3 separate regions of the Homo sapiens genome follow, and regions 1 and 3 are each linked to region 2. A link is a contact called in ENCODE Hi-C or POLR2A ChIA-PET data. All regions are on one chromosome and are shown on one strand. Each heading gives the region's core, a stretch centred on a gene start or an enhancer-like site at or near the end of the contact. The rest is flanking DNA. Distances are from core to core; before and after follow the strand shown.

Region 1 (4,586 bases), core at 1,185-3,684, 700 kb after region 2:
CAATCCTCATCCAACAATTGGAATTGGCAAGTGAAAAGAAACTAACATGTCATCCCTTGATGCAATTACAGTTAGGGACAGAGTCATCTTTTGAATTCCTCCCACTATGTTTATCCCTTTACTATGTGACAGTAATCTGTCACCAAGAGCTAGCATCCCAACTCATATACCATTTCTGTGAAATTATGATCTCCATCTACTTTGAGTGGCAAAGAAAAGAATAATTCACAATCCACTGTTGAAATTTTGTCAGATAATACAAACAACAAATGTTGTTAGCTGTCTAATTATTTTGTGTTATTTCCTTAAGGAAATTTCTCCTCATTTTTACCCAGTAGAAAGGTCTTGACTTCCTATTTTCCATGTCTCCTTGATGTGACAGCATATCTGAGTCCTTGTTATGGGCACACGTGACAGTGCATCAGATGCTCTCAGGAAAGAAAGTGGCTTTCACACAGATTCCTTGCTCACCTTAACATAACTGTACAGAATTCCCACAACACAGACACAGGCTTTTCTCACCTTACATTCTCTCCAGCCTGTTAAGACAGTTCCAGTGACTAAATCTGGTAGCACATTAGCAGTATCACTACTCAAGGGCCTATTAAACATCAGCTCAATGGAAACTTCTTAGAATTGTAAAGCAAATCAAATACAATTCAAATGTAGAGAAGGATTACACTTAAATGGTAGACCATAAAGGAGACTCATATGGGAAAACACAGCCAGAAAAGATTATGCCAGTGTCTTTTTGTTTTGTTTTGTTTTGTTTTGTTTGAGACGGGGTCTCATTCCATTGCCCAGGCTGGAGTGTGCCTGCAGTGGTGTGATCACGGCTCACTGCAGCCTTGACCTCCCGGGCTCAAGCAATCCTCCCACCTCAGTCCCCTGAGTAGCTGGGACTACAGGCGTGTGCCACCACATCTGGCTAATTTTAAATTGTTTTGTAGAGTCAGGGTCTCACTATATTGCCCAGGTTGGTCTCAAGCTCCTGGCCTCAAGTGATCCTCCCTCCTCAGCCTCCCAAAGTGCTGAGATTATAGGCATGAGCCACCATGCCCAACTACACCAGTGTCTTTAAACTAGAGGATTCCTAATTCTCCTTAGGAGAATCCCAATAGCTAGGACAGTGGGAGGTCTTGTTCTAACATTTACCTGAAAGCAGGATTTTATTCCCAAATTTATTTTATTTACTTTATTTATTTATTTATTTATTTATTTGAGATAGAGTCTCACTCTGTTGCCCAGGCTGGAGTGCAGTGGTGAAATCTCAGCTCACTGCGACCTCTGCCTCCTGGGTTCAAGCAATTTTCCTGCCCCAGCCTCCCGAGTACCTGGGACTACAGACATGCACCACCACACCCAGCTAATTTTTTGTATTTTTAGTAGAGTTGGCAGTTTCACCATGTTGGCCAGGCTGGTCTCAAACTCCTGACCTCAAGTGATCCACCCGCCTCCAGCCTCCCAAAGTGTTGGGATTATAGGCATGAGCCACCACTCCTGGCAATCTTTTAATTTTTTTAAATATCAAACTTGCAGAAAAGTTGAAAATCAGTTAAACAAACACCCAATTACCCTTCACTAAATATATATACATTTTTGCTGAAGCGTTTGGAGTAAGTTGCAGACATATGCTCACTTCACCCCTAAATACTTCACCTGCAGCTCCTAAAAGAAGAACATTCCTTACATAACCCAATACCATGATCACAATGAAGAAATTTAACATTTAACATGGATACAATAATATTATCTCATAATCTGTATTTTAAAAAAATCTTTATCTTGCATTTAATCAGGGTTCATGTGTTGTATTTGACTGTTTAATACCTTTTCATCTAGAGCTGTCTCCCTACCTTTTTTCGTCTTTCATGACGTTGACATTCTTGGAGAGCCTAACGGACTATTCTGGAATCTCTATTTGCCTAATTACTGCCTCATGATGTAATTCAGATTAACCTTTTTTTTTTTTTCAGTTCTAAGATCCCCCTGTGGATGCCTGAAACTGCAGAGAGTACCAAGCCTGACTGCCGCCAATCAGAAGTAGTTTCTGTTCAGGTCTTCCACCCACGAATGTAATGCCTTTTTCGTCTTAACTAAGCACTTATCACGCACTGTGGTCATCACTTTTGCAGTCTGAGGTACAACAGCAAAACCAGCACACATTCTTTTTCTTTCTTTACAATTTCAGAATTAGAAATTTTATTCTGACCATAGATTTTTGGCAATCTCAGCAAATGATTTTGTTTCTTGAGAACTTTTGCCTTTTCGCTTAAAGGAAGCACTTGAGGTCTTCTCTTTGGCATATCCGAATTGCTGGCATCACTACGCTTGTGCTTTGGGGACATTATTTAGTAAAATAAGGGTTCCTTGAACACCGGCACTGCGATACCATGACAGTCGATCACTGACGGCCGGTGGTGTCTCCAGCATGGATACGCGGGACAGAGGGATGATTCACCTCCTGAGCAGGATGGAGCGGGACAGCGAGAGATTTCACTGCGCTGCTCAGAACAGCGCGTGATTTAAAACTTGTGAATTTGGGCGGGACGGGGAGGGGCGCGGCTGGCCGGTCTTCCTTCTCCCGCGGCGCCGGCGGTGCTGGGCGGGTGGAGGCGGGGAGTCGTCCCCGTGGCCGCCGCTCCGGAGCCCGGCGAGCCCGCGAAGGGGAAGCTCTTTAAGCTCCTAGGCATTTCAGGTGTTGAAAATATTCCCTGTGCCCGGGATTCAATATTGTATGGTTCATTAGGATCTGTTGTGGCTGGCTTTGGACTTTTTTTTTGTTAACTAGTAGAATTAGAAAATCATGTGATGTTGGAGTAGGAGGATTTATCTTGGTGACTTTGGGATGCTGGTTTCATTGTAGGTATAATTATGCAAAGCAAAGAATCCAGGAAAGAATTGCCAGAGAAGGAATTAAAAATAAGATATTATGTGAAAGTACCCATCTTGATCCTGAAAGAAAAGAAACCAAGGGCAACAGCAGCAATTGAACAATCTTGAGCATAGAAATCAGACTCCCTGAAGTCAGTGTGAACAAAGCTAAGCTCAACCACATAAAACATTTTATGTACAATAAGCTCTCAATCAAGTAAATAAAGTTTAAGTTGTAATAAATAAAGAAAGAAAGGAAGAAAATTTTTGAATTATTTGTGGAGTTTTAAATTTAACATTTTCAGGCTGTGGCTAAAACTCAGGATAGTGAAACCACACATAAGAGAGTACTACTGTTATCACATCAGCAGGCATATAATGTTAGTCTCATTATTTGTAAACCTAACTTTAAAAAATTTTTTTAAATGTTTATGGGTACAATGTAGGTGTATATATTTATGGGATATATGAGATGTTTTGATACAGACATGCAATTGTAAAATCATGGAGAATGGGGTATCCATCCCCCTCAAGCATTTATCCTCTGTGTTACAAACATTCCAATTATACTCTTTTAGTTATTGTTAAATGTTCATTTCAGTTATTATTGACTATAGTCACCCTGTTGTGCTATCAAAAGTAGGTCTTATTCATTCTTTCTATTTGTTGTACCCATTAACCATTCCTACCTCCCTCTGACAGTGCCCCCACCCCTGCAACCACCACCACTCCCCTTCCCACACTCTGGTAACCATCCTAACTGTCTACCTCCATGAGTTCGATTGTTTCCATTTTTAGATCCTACAAGTAAGTGAGAACATGCAATGTTTGTCTTTTATTTTATAAACCTAATTTCGATCATTTAGTTAAGGTGATGTCCAAAAGATCTCTCCACTGTAATTAACACATAATCTGCAAAATGGTAGTTTGGTAATGTGTAAATATCCCATACCCAAGGACCTCTCACCCTATGGCCTTAGCACCCATTGACCATATTTTCTGAATCAGTTATAACGAGGGTCTTTACAAAATAGTGATAATCTATTTCTATCATTCTTTCTATCTTTATTAGCCGGCATTCTTCCATGAAGACAAGCTGAAATCTTGGTTTATAACTGTCATAAATCACATTTCAAGCAGCAGGAACTCTCCCACTGGAAATACAATGAGAAGTACAGTGTGCTGTGTGAGGTCACAGCAGTTCCAAAAATGGAAATCAGCATAGCTTTGGTTCCTACTTTTCTTCCTCCTCCTCACACTTTTTCTCCTCCAGCTGCTCCATTTATCGAATACTTTGTTGCCAGTGTTGTGGTTTAAGGGCTTCCAACAGGCCAGGCACCTAGCTCACGCCTGTAATCCCAGCACTTTGGGAGGCCAAGGTGGGCAGATCACTTAAGCCCAGGAGTTGGAGACCAGCCTGGGCAACATGGTGAAACCCTGTCTTTAGAAGAAAAATTTAAAAATTAGCTGGGTGTAGTGGTGCATGCCTATAGTCCCAGCTACTCAGGAGGCTGAGACAAGAGGATCACCTGAGCCCAGGGAGGTCAAGGCTGCAGTGAGCTGTGATTGCGCCACTGCACTCCAGCCTGGGCAACAGAGTGAAACCCTGTCTCAAAAAAAAAAAAGTTGCTTTACATACATAAAATCATTTAGTTATTCCCAGCAATCCTATGAGGTAGGTGATAGCAGGCCCATTTTTCAGATGAGGAAAT
Region 2 (4,880 bases), core at 334-2,833:
ATGAGTCCATGTCCTTTGTAGGGACATGGATGAAGCTGGAAACCATCATTCTCAGCAAACTATCACAAGGACAAAAAACCAAACACTGCATGTTCTCACTCATAGGTGGGAATTGAACAATGAGAACACTTGGACACAAGAAGGGGGATATCACACACCAGGGCCTATTGTGGGGTGGGGGAGGGGGGAGGGATAGCATTAGGAGATATACCTAACGTAAATGATGAGTTAATGGGTGCAGCACACCAACACAGCACATGTATACATATGTAACAAACCTGCACGTTGTGCACATGTACCCTAAAACTTAAAGTATAATAAAAAAAATTTCTATTCTCACTCCCTCTATGGAAATAAAAAAGGGTATCATTCCTCTGCTGGTAGATACTTTTTTATGATTTTTTCACAAACTTGACAAAGCCTTCAGTGTAATGGTATTCTACCATCTAATTGGCAGAACTTAGATCAACTATTTGTGAGACTAAATGGTATTTTTGACCAGTACTTTCCATTATGTCATTGGATCATGCAGTGGTTTTTCAGAGTACTCTGATAGGTGTTATAATTTTACTCACAAAAACCTCAAGACTTAGATAGGGAAGGTGCTGTTATTGCTGTTTTAAGGAGCCAGAAACACAGAAATGCATGTGACACGGGTGTTTGATAAGACCCAAGAAAAAAGAAAGAGCAGAGACCAGTGTCCTGGATGACTCCTTACAGGCTTTCAGTTCTATGAGGTGGGCATGGGTTGGGGTGGGGTCTCATAGTCTGAGTCCAATGTGGATGCCCAAAGGGTTTTTAGGAATCCAAGAGACTCTACCAGGGTTCAATGGAAAGAGACTTTTATCTAACAAATAAAGAAAGATTAGGGAGAGATAAGGAAACATTATCAAGAGTTGGAAAATACTTGAATGTAATCTACGATACGAGATAGGAGATATCCAGAAAAATAGAGCCAGAAAAGAGAAACAGAGAGGCAATATGAAAAGTATATGTAGCACATCACTGAAGGAGGAAGAGACAGTAAGGGAGAGGAGATGTTAAGAAGAGAAAGTCCAGAAAGCCGAAAAGAACCATAGATGCCGTCATAGAGTAATAAAAAGATATCACTAGTAGAAGGGGCTATCACTTAGGCTGGGTGCAGTGGGTCACCCCTGTAATCCCAGCAATTTGGGAGGCCAAGGCAGGTGGATCACTTGAGGTCAGGAGTTCAAGGCCAGCCGGGCCAACATGGCAAAACCCCATCTCTACTAAAAATACAAAAATTAGCTGGTTGTGGTCGAGCACACCTGTAGTCCCAGCTACTCGGGAGGCTGAAACAAGAGAGTTGCTTGAACCCGGGATGTGGAGGTTGCAGTCAGCTGAGATCACATCACTGCACTCCAGCCTGGTGACAGAGCAAGATTCCATCTCAGAAGAAAAAAAGAAAAAATAAGGGGCCACCACTTAATATCAAACGAAAGGCTGAATTTATTGTTCAGTTAAGGGATAGTTGTGCTTGTGGGTCAGTTTCTCTGAACAGAGAACGTTTGTGGAAGTGTGGATCTCGGTGACTGGCGGCCTTCAAAAGTGAGATTTGTTAGTGGTTAGCTGACCTTTAGTGAAAGCAGGGTCACTGGAGTGTGGCTGTTACTGACTGTCTGACTTTCAGAAGCATGGGGAAGTCAATGGTTGGCTGGCTTTCAGAGGCCTGTGTACTGGCCAGAAGCTATTGTTGATTAATTGGGATGATTCTGGTTGTTATTGACCATATGGCCAAACAATAATGAGTTTTCCTAGAAGTGTAGCAACTTTCAATTATCAGTTTCCCCTTTAGGAAATCTCTCATCTAAAGCTGCAGGAGGCACCATCAAGTATTTTCCCCATCCAAGATGTCTTTTCTGGAAGAGGACCCTGGAAACAAAATCCTAGGATTCCCCTTCACTGAGTAGGAGTTATAGAGTTGCTAGATTGAGAGTGTTATCCTTGCAAAGGATGACATAAGAAAAAGTAATGATGTTTTACAATACGTTAATGGAATGGCAGACAACTGTTGAAAGTTTTTAATTAGCAGCAGAATTGTGCTGCTTGCAATACTATCCTATTTATTCCCTTTTGCTCCAAGAATACTCACCAGCCACCCTTGTGGCTGCAGCGTTTATCCCAAGTAAATTTGCCATGAAATATCTTGCTTTTATTATTATTTTCACATCACTCTAATATATTGACTTTGGAAACAAAAGACATTCTTCTAATTATAGCATTCTGGTTTTAGTAGTGGTATTTCCATTTACAAAATACAGTAATTGTTGATCACTGAAAATGTCAAATCCTGGAAAACGTGGCTTTCCCACATGTGCTGTTAACATTGTTACTGAACAATTGTTGGCCGAAGATTCATTTGATGAATCATATATTTTTAAAATAGATGATTCTGATATGGTTCTGTTTAGAAATAACTCCAAGAACAGTTTATATATTTTATTTTCACATTGAAAATCAATCATGTTTGCTTCAGCCTCAAAGAATGTGTTTACGTAAAATTAAATGAGTGCAGCAAGCTGCACTTTTTTTTTTTTCTAAACGGGAACAGAGTTAAAGTTGATCCAAGTACAAAATCTCCAGAACCATGGACTAATGCAGTCACCTGCAATTGCTTTGAGGCAACTAGGATGAGATGTGGCTACTAGCAATGGCTCTTTGATGTCTGTCACGTTTTGAAGTGATACCCCTAGAGCATGGCCTGTTTGTTTATTTATTTATTTATTTATTTTTATTTTTCCGTAAGTTATTGGGGTACAGGTTGTATCTGGTTACATGGGTAAGTTCTTTAGTGGTGATTTGTGAGATTTTGGTGCACCCATCACCTGAGCAGTATACGCTGCACCATATTTGTAGTCTTCTATCCCTCGCACCCCTCCCACTCTTCCCTCCAAGTCCCCAAAGTCCATTGCATCATTCTTACACCTTTGCGTCCTCATAGCTTAGCTCCCACGTATCAGTGAGAACATACAGTGTTTGGTTTTCCTTTCCTGAGTTACTTCACTTAGGATGATAGTCTCCAAGCCGGGCACGGTGGCTCACGCCTGTAGTCCCAGCACTTTGGGAGGCTGAGATGGATGGATCACCTGAGGTCAGGAGTTTGAGACCAACCTGGCCAACATGGCAAAACCCCGCCTCCGCTAAAAAAAAAAAAATACAAAAATTAGTCAGGCATGGTAGTGTGTGCCTGTAATCCCAGCTACTAGCAGGGGCTGAGGCAGGAGAATTGCTTGAACCCGGGAGGTGGAGGTGGTAATGAGCTGAGATCACACCACTGCACTCCAGCCTGGGTGACAGAACGAGACTCCATCTCAAAAAAAAAAATAGTCTCCAATCTCATCCAGGTCACTGCAAATGCTGTTAATTCATTCCTTTTTATGGCTGCGTAGTATTCCATCATATATATATATATATATATATATACCACATACATACATATATACCACAGTTTCTTTATCCACTTGTTAATTGGTGGGCATTTGGGTTGGTTCCACAATTTTGCAATTGTGAATTGTACTGCTATAAACATGCATGTGCAAGTATCTTTTTCGAATAATGACTTCTTTTCCTCTGGATAGATACCCAGTAGTGGGATTGCTGGATCAAATGGTAGTTCTATTTTTAGTTCTTTAAGGAATCTCTACACTGTTTTCCATAGCAGCTGTACTAGTTTACATTCCCATCAGCAGTGTAGAAGTGTTCCCTATTCACTGCATCCATGCCAGCATCTACTGTTTTTGATTTTTTGATTATGGCCATTCTTAAGGAGTGAGGTGGTATCGCATTGTGGTTTTGATTTGCATTTCCCTGATCATTGGTGATGTTGAGCAATTTTTTCATATGTTCATTGGCCATTTGTATATCTTCTTTTACGAACTGTCTATTCATGTCCTTAGCCCACTTTTTGATGGGATTGTTTGTTTTTTTCTTACTGATTTGTTTAAGTTCATTGTAGATTATGGATATTAGTCTTTTGTCAGATGTATAGATTGTGAAGATTTTCTCCCACTCTGTGGGTTGTCTGTTTACTCTGCTGACTGTTCCTTTTGCTGTGCAAAAGCTCTTAGGTTTAATTAAGTCCCAGCTATTTATCTTTGTTTTTCTTTCATTTGCTTTTGGGTTCTTGGTCATGAAGGCCTTGCCTAAGCCAATGTTTAGAAGGGTTTTTCTGATGTTATCTTCCAGAATTTTTATAGTTTCAGGCCTTAGATTTAAGTCCTTGATCCATCTTGAGTTGATTTTTGTATAAGGTGAGAGATGAGGATCCAGTTTCATTCTCCTACATGTGGCTTGCCAATTATCCCAGCACCATTTGTTGAATAGGGTGTCCTTTCCCCACTTTATGGTTTGTTTGCTTTGTCAAAGATCAGTTGGCTGTAAGTATTTGGGTTTACTTCTGGGTTCTCTGTTCTGTTTCATTGGTCTACGTCTATTTTTGTACCAGTACCACTCTGTTTTGGTGACTATGGCCTTATAGTATAGTTTGAAATCATGTCGTGTGATGCCTCCAGATTTGTTCTTTTTGCTTAGTCTTGCTTTGGCTTTGTGGGCTCCTTTTTGGTTCCATATGAATTTTAGAGGTGTTTTTTCTAATTCTGTGAAGAAGATGGTGGTATTTTGATGGGGATTGCATTGAATTTGTGATTGCTTTTGGCGGTATGATCATTTTCACAATATTGATTCTACCCATCCATGAAGCATGGGATGTATTTTCATTTGTTCAGGTTGTCTATGATTTCTTTCAGCAATGTTTTGTAGTTTTCCTTGTAGAGGTCTTTCGACTCCCTGGTTAGGTATATTCCTAAGTTTTTGTTGTTGTTGTTGTTGTTGTTTTGCAGCTATTGTAAAAGGGGTTGAGT
Region 3 (4,826 bases), core at 1,770-4,269, 540 kb after region 2:
AGTCTCATTTTTTAGTATAATCAGGTATTTTTTTTTTAGTATAATCAGTTGATGACCTGGCCACTTCCTTAGATAAGTATTGAGTTGTTTTAAGGATCATTATAAACTCACGTTTTTGTCTTTTTAAAAATTATATTTGATATGTCTCAATCCATTCCAGTCATTACTTTCTTGTGTCCAAGTTGCCCCATCTTTGGCCCTTGGGAACTCCTTCAAGTTGCCTTCTGTGTTGTTTTGGCAAGACCCCATCAGTCTGTGATTGCTTCCTTGCTTTCTGGCGTAGGATGACCATCTTGCTCATTTTGTACGAGTCCTGCCAGACCTGGAAACAGCTGTTTCTTGAAGGAGCGCTGTGAACTGCATTTTAAGATTTTTGTACTTTTGTTAATTAATTTAGACTGCTTCCATACAGTGTGATTATCTTCTTAGGCTGTGAGTACTTCTGTTAGATATTTATTTGCGGGGCCATGCTGCTAATACTAGCATGCATTTGAAGTCGTATTGCTAGTGTTAGACTACATTTGGAGGCGATTTTTTTTTTACTGGCAATTTACATGTTAGTATGCTGTTCACTCTAGTGCTCACAGGTTATACAGCATAACTGTTTGCCTTGTATTTACTGGTTTATGGTTTAATCGTTTAGACAAGCTTGACAAGCCTCCATCAAAACCTGTTCAACTTGTACCAAACTGTCTTACCCTTGTCTTTCCTGCCTTCTAAAGCTCAGCAAAGATGAATTGTATGATCAGCCATTTTGTGAGCAGATATTTCCATCAAGTAAGAGCCGGTCAGCATTCTAGCTGCATGCCTCCACTGATGCCAAGGAGTGTGGTTTTATCTTGTTGAGGATCTGTGATGTGTAAGAGGACACCACTACTAGATAACAAATGAGTACTACAGGATTTCAGAGGATAAAATGTGGTTTGGGTTAATAAGGCAAGGGTTGATAAAAGGAATAGGACTTAAGATGGGAGTTCCTAGTAGTTTAGAATTTACACAGGCAGAAAAGAGAGAAGGCATCCTAATGGCATATGACTGGGAACAAAGGTACAGGGGCAGGAATGAACATAACATGATTGGCAGCAATAAGGAGAGAATTTGAAAGTTGTGTGGCAGGTTGGGAGGTGACATTGTGCTAGAACAGGAGATCTAATAAGAGGAAGACTGGATAGTTAAGTCCAGAAGTTTGTCTTTATTTGATTAGCTAGAAGAAATCATTTTAAGCTCCCAAGCTGGAAATGCTGTTGATACACTTGTGTGTTGGGTAGATTTATTATGACAGAGCTTGAACAAAGGTGCTGGCTAGGAATCATTTCCAATTGTCCAGGTATGAATTAATGTAGCAGTGGGAATGAATAAAAGGAAATGAAACTAAGATAATCAGAAAAATATTTTTAAAAGCCTTTGAAGGCTTTTGAAGCCTGACATTGAAGTTGGGAAGATTTGGAGTAAAGAAGGAAAGGTTTAGAACTGGGCTGTCCAATATAGTAGCTACTAACCACATGTAATTAATTGAAATTAAATAATATTTATGATTCAACCCCACAGTCACACTAGACAAATTTCAGGTGCTCAGTAGCTATATGTGGCCAATCTCACCATAATGAACAGCACAGATACAGAACATGGAAATTTCTGTTAGACCTGGTTTAGAACTGGGTAACTGAAACAAAATAATGATGCCAAATTATAGAAATGAGGAAGCAGGGGGGTGGGGGTGATTTTATGGAGGGGGATGAGATTTGATTTGAGACACGTTGAGTTTATGGTAGCCCTTTAACGGAAGTTGTCCAGAGGCAACAGAAAATGCCTAACTAATTCAGGAGTAGACATGGAGGTGGGGTTAGTAGTCATGGTGGGAGCCATGAGATTGTATGGGCTTTCATTAGCAGGCTGTAGGCAACAGGTGAAGACCTCAGCCAGGCAAGAAATGGGAACAGTCAGAGAGATAGAAAGGAGAACATGAAAGGTTTTATTTTGGTTTTTTACAGCACTGTCAGGACACTTGAGTAGAAGACTCTATTTAGCCAAGAGGGAATCTTTGCTGGCCCGTTATTTCACTAGTGTGTTGGGAAATGGAATATGACTAGAGGAGAATGTGAGGTGGAAAGAAAGCCAGTGCATGCAGCTTGAGAGGAAGTAGAAGAGAGCGATGTGTTTGAGGGGGCGGAAGAGTCCAGTCAGAGGGCTTGTGCACATCTGAAGGGGAAATGCCTCTTGCTTGGCTGAGAGGTGTCTCTCTAATGGCGGGGAAGGAAGAAGCCAGAGACATGGAGATGAGCATAGGGAAGGCTGTGTGCAGAGAGCTGATGAGGGGGGTCTGCCTGCTCTGTGGCCCCTGGGCTCTCTGATGGGGACACTTTGTGAAGTCCTCAGGAGGAGGCTTATCAGCTTGGTAGTGTTTACATGTGGCTGAGAGTCTCCAAGTACTATCTTGAGTATTGAATTGAAACAACAAGGTATAAATTCTATATGTTTGTAGACCTATTTAGATATTCTGAATTTGGGGAAATATTTTGTTTTCTGTTTTTTGATTTAGCTTTTGGTTTTTCTGAGTGTCAAGAGCACCATCTGTAAAAGCTAACCCCTGTATGGAGTGGTATGACCCGAAATACTTCTCTTGAAATCTTTCAGCTTAAATAATGAACCTTTAGTCACACAGTCACTCGTATGGCTATTTTTCTTTGGTTTAAGGCGGTCATCACCAACCAGTGTGTGTTTGCACTCTGGAGTCAGTTTACCTGAGCACATGCTCTGCTCCGACTGAAATACCTTCTGTAATCTGCGATGGTCATTTAGTTAGGATACATGTCTGAAAACTGTCTTTGGCCTGAAAGTTTGAACTGTTCAGTGTTGGAGTTTTGAAAAAGCAATCATGTTTGGTTTGTTTGTTTGGTTTTTTGTTTTTGCAGGTATGAATCTCCAGAAATAGCTCTAAATTGTGGAATAATGTTAAGAGAATGCATCAGACATGAACCACTTGCAAAAATCATTTTGTGGTCGGAACAGTTTTATGATTTCTTCAGATATGTCGAAATGTCAACATTTGACATAGCTTCAGATGCATTTGCCACATTCAAGGTAACAAAAACTGTAGAATTCTAAATATCCTTGAAAGTCAGAGGTGTGCTGTTTTTCTAAACCTTCATTGCCCTCCTAAATCTACACGTGGCTGCCCTCTAGTGGGAAGAGAAAGATACATTTTGTATATGTTTGTGTGATAGAGGTATATGCAGTAAAGTCACAGCTTTAAAAGGGTGGAAAAGTTAGATTCTAAAGTCTATCTAAAAGACAAAAGTCCTGTGTGGTCAAAATTCTACTTTGCTGTTAAATTATAATTAAGTATGGTATACTGTACAGCATATGTAACAACCAGGTTTTCTCCTGTGTTTGAAACATTGTGTAGCAGTTTCTTTGGTTAAGCACCAGATGAAGTAGTTGGCTTCTGTTCAGGTTTATGTTAATTTGGAATATACACTTCATGAAATATTAGGACCACATTCAGGACAGAGATACTCACATTGTGGACAGGCCCGAGGAAACAGTGGATTCACCTCTCCCATCTCTGCTCACACTGGATCATGTCGATTAAATGTAGAGCGTGGACAGAATCACCCACACTATTCAAATCATAATGTATCTTCCCCGCTCCCCCATCTACCTTTCCTCCCTTGGTGTATATTTGTATAAATTAAATACATACATGATGTGACAGCACTGTACAACGTGCAGATTCTTGTTTTGAGTTACAAGGTTCTATGCTGTTTACAATCTATGAATAAAGCAGGAGTCTTTTACAATGAGAGCAAGCGTTTGTAGGTTACATTCCCTTATATAAATTGCCTAACCTTATGAATAAATATTTAGAACTGTTTTAATATAAACCAATACTTGCCAGGCGCAGTGGCTCGTGCCTGTAATCCCAGCACTTTAAGAGGCTGAGGCGGGCGGATGACCTGAGGTCGGGAGTTCGAGACCAGCCTCACCAACATGGAGAAACCCCGTCTCTACTAAAAATATAAAATCAGCCGGGCGTAGTGGCGCATGCCTGTAATCACAGCTACTCGGGAGGCTGAGGCAGGAGAATCGCTTGAACCCAGGAGACGGAGGTTGTGGTAACCCGAGAATCACACCATTGCACTCCAGCCTGGGCAACAAAAGCGAAACTCCATCTCAAAAAAAAAAAAAATGTATACACGCACACACACACACAGCCCAAAGAAAATACATATATACACACCAGTATTTAGCATACTGATATGCAGACGACCATGCTCAGAAACCATGAACACTATCACAGTGAGAAGTGGCCACCTTTCTTCTGAGGGTTCATTTTCATGATTATGAAAAGCCCCTGAAATAATGAGCACACACTTTGGTCTCTGGGTGAAATATGTCCCACCTCAGAGTGAATGAATGCCCTAAAGATAGGATGAAACCTGGGGACCTGATCATTAGGGTTTTACCTTGAATGAGAATCAGGTCATAAGGCCCCCAGGGATTTATTGAATGAGAATCAGGTCATAGTATGAGAGCTCCCCAGGAATTTATTTCCCAAAACTCTTAAAGAGGGAGTTGAAAGCCTCAGGTGAGGACCCAGATATTTGTATGTAGGTGTACAAAGCAAAACAAAATGAATTTGAGATTATAACATAGAGTGATCAATATGATGTCTTAGGTGTCACCACAGTTGGTGGGCTAGGACTCATGCTTATAATGCATCGGTGGAAGGGTATGTCCCATTCAGAAGTAGCAGACCTGCCATGAAGGGCGGTGTAGCAGCACCATGTGTCAAAGAGAGATTCCCCTGTGTGGAAGGACAGCCA

The links. A loop is a pair of places that touch in the nucleus more often than their neighbours do. ChIA-PET counts read pairs that join two places held with the same protein, here RNA polymerase II (POLR2A). Pooled maps may share reads with other maps.
Region 1: a loop to region 2 is called in a pooled map, with 2.9 times the contacts of the local background. The contact joins two enhancer-like sites. A Hi-C loop is called at or near these places in 4 of 37 single-sample maps with no recorded cell type and 2 of 50 pooled maps.
Region 3: a loop to region 2 is called in a pooled map, with 2.6 times the contacts of the local background. The contact joins two enhancer-like sites. A Hi-C loop is called at or near these places in 1 of 37 single-sample maps with no recorded cell type and 8 of 50 pooled maps. POLR2A ChIA-PET finds 5 or more read pairs at or near these places in 3 of 52 experiments (GM12878, activated CD4-positive, alpha-beta T cell and activated T-cell).

Annotation. Positions count from the first base shown.
Region 1 is chr2:230,954,962-230,959,547 of GRCh38, forward strand. It overlaps a transcript of GPR55 not described here and the pseudogene COX20P2. Among named protein-coding and RNA genes, the nearest start is that of GPR55, 32 kb to the left of the region's middle. RefSeq lists a silencer at 2,607-2,706. Within about 2 kb of position 2,435, at least 3 of the 41 ENCODE cell types and tissues checked have a DNase peak (open chromatin) inside an H3K27ac peak, as active enhancers do.
Region 2 is chr2:230,256,353-230,261,232 of GRCh38, forward strand. All of the region lies in intron 12 of SP140 (SP140 nuclear body protein), which reads left to right. Among named protein-coding and RNA genes, the nearest start is that of SP140, 33 kb to the left of the region's middle. RefSeq lists an enhancer at 1,439-1,508. Within about 2 kb of position 1,584, at least 2 of the 41 ENCODE cell types and tissues checked have a DNase peak (open chromatin) inside an H3K27ac peak, as active enhancers do.
Region 3 is chr2:230,795,817-230,800,642 of GRCh38, forward strand. CAB39 (calcium binding protein 39) reads left to right here. Exons shown (of 9, transcript NM_016289.4): 5 at 2,913-3,081. Among named protein-coding and RNA genes, the nearest start is that of ITM2C, 67 kb to the right of the region's middle. Within about 2 kb of position 3,020, at least 7 of the 41 ENCODE cell types and tissues checked have a DNase peak (open chromatin) inside an H3K27ac peak, as active enhancers do.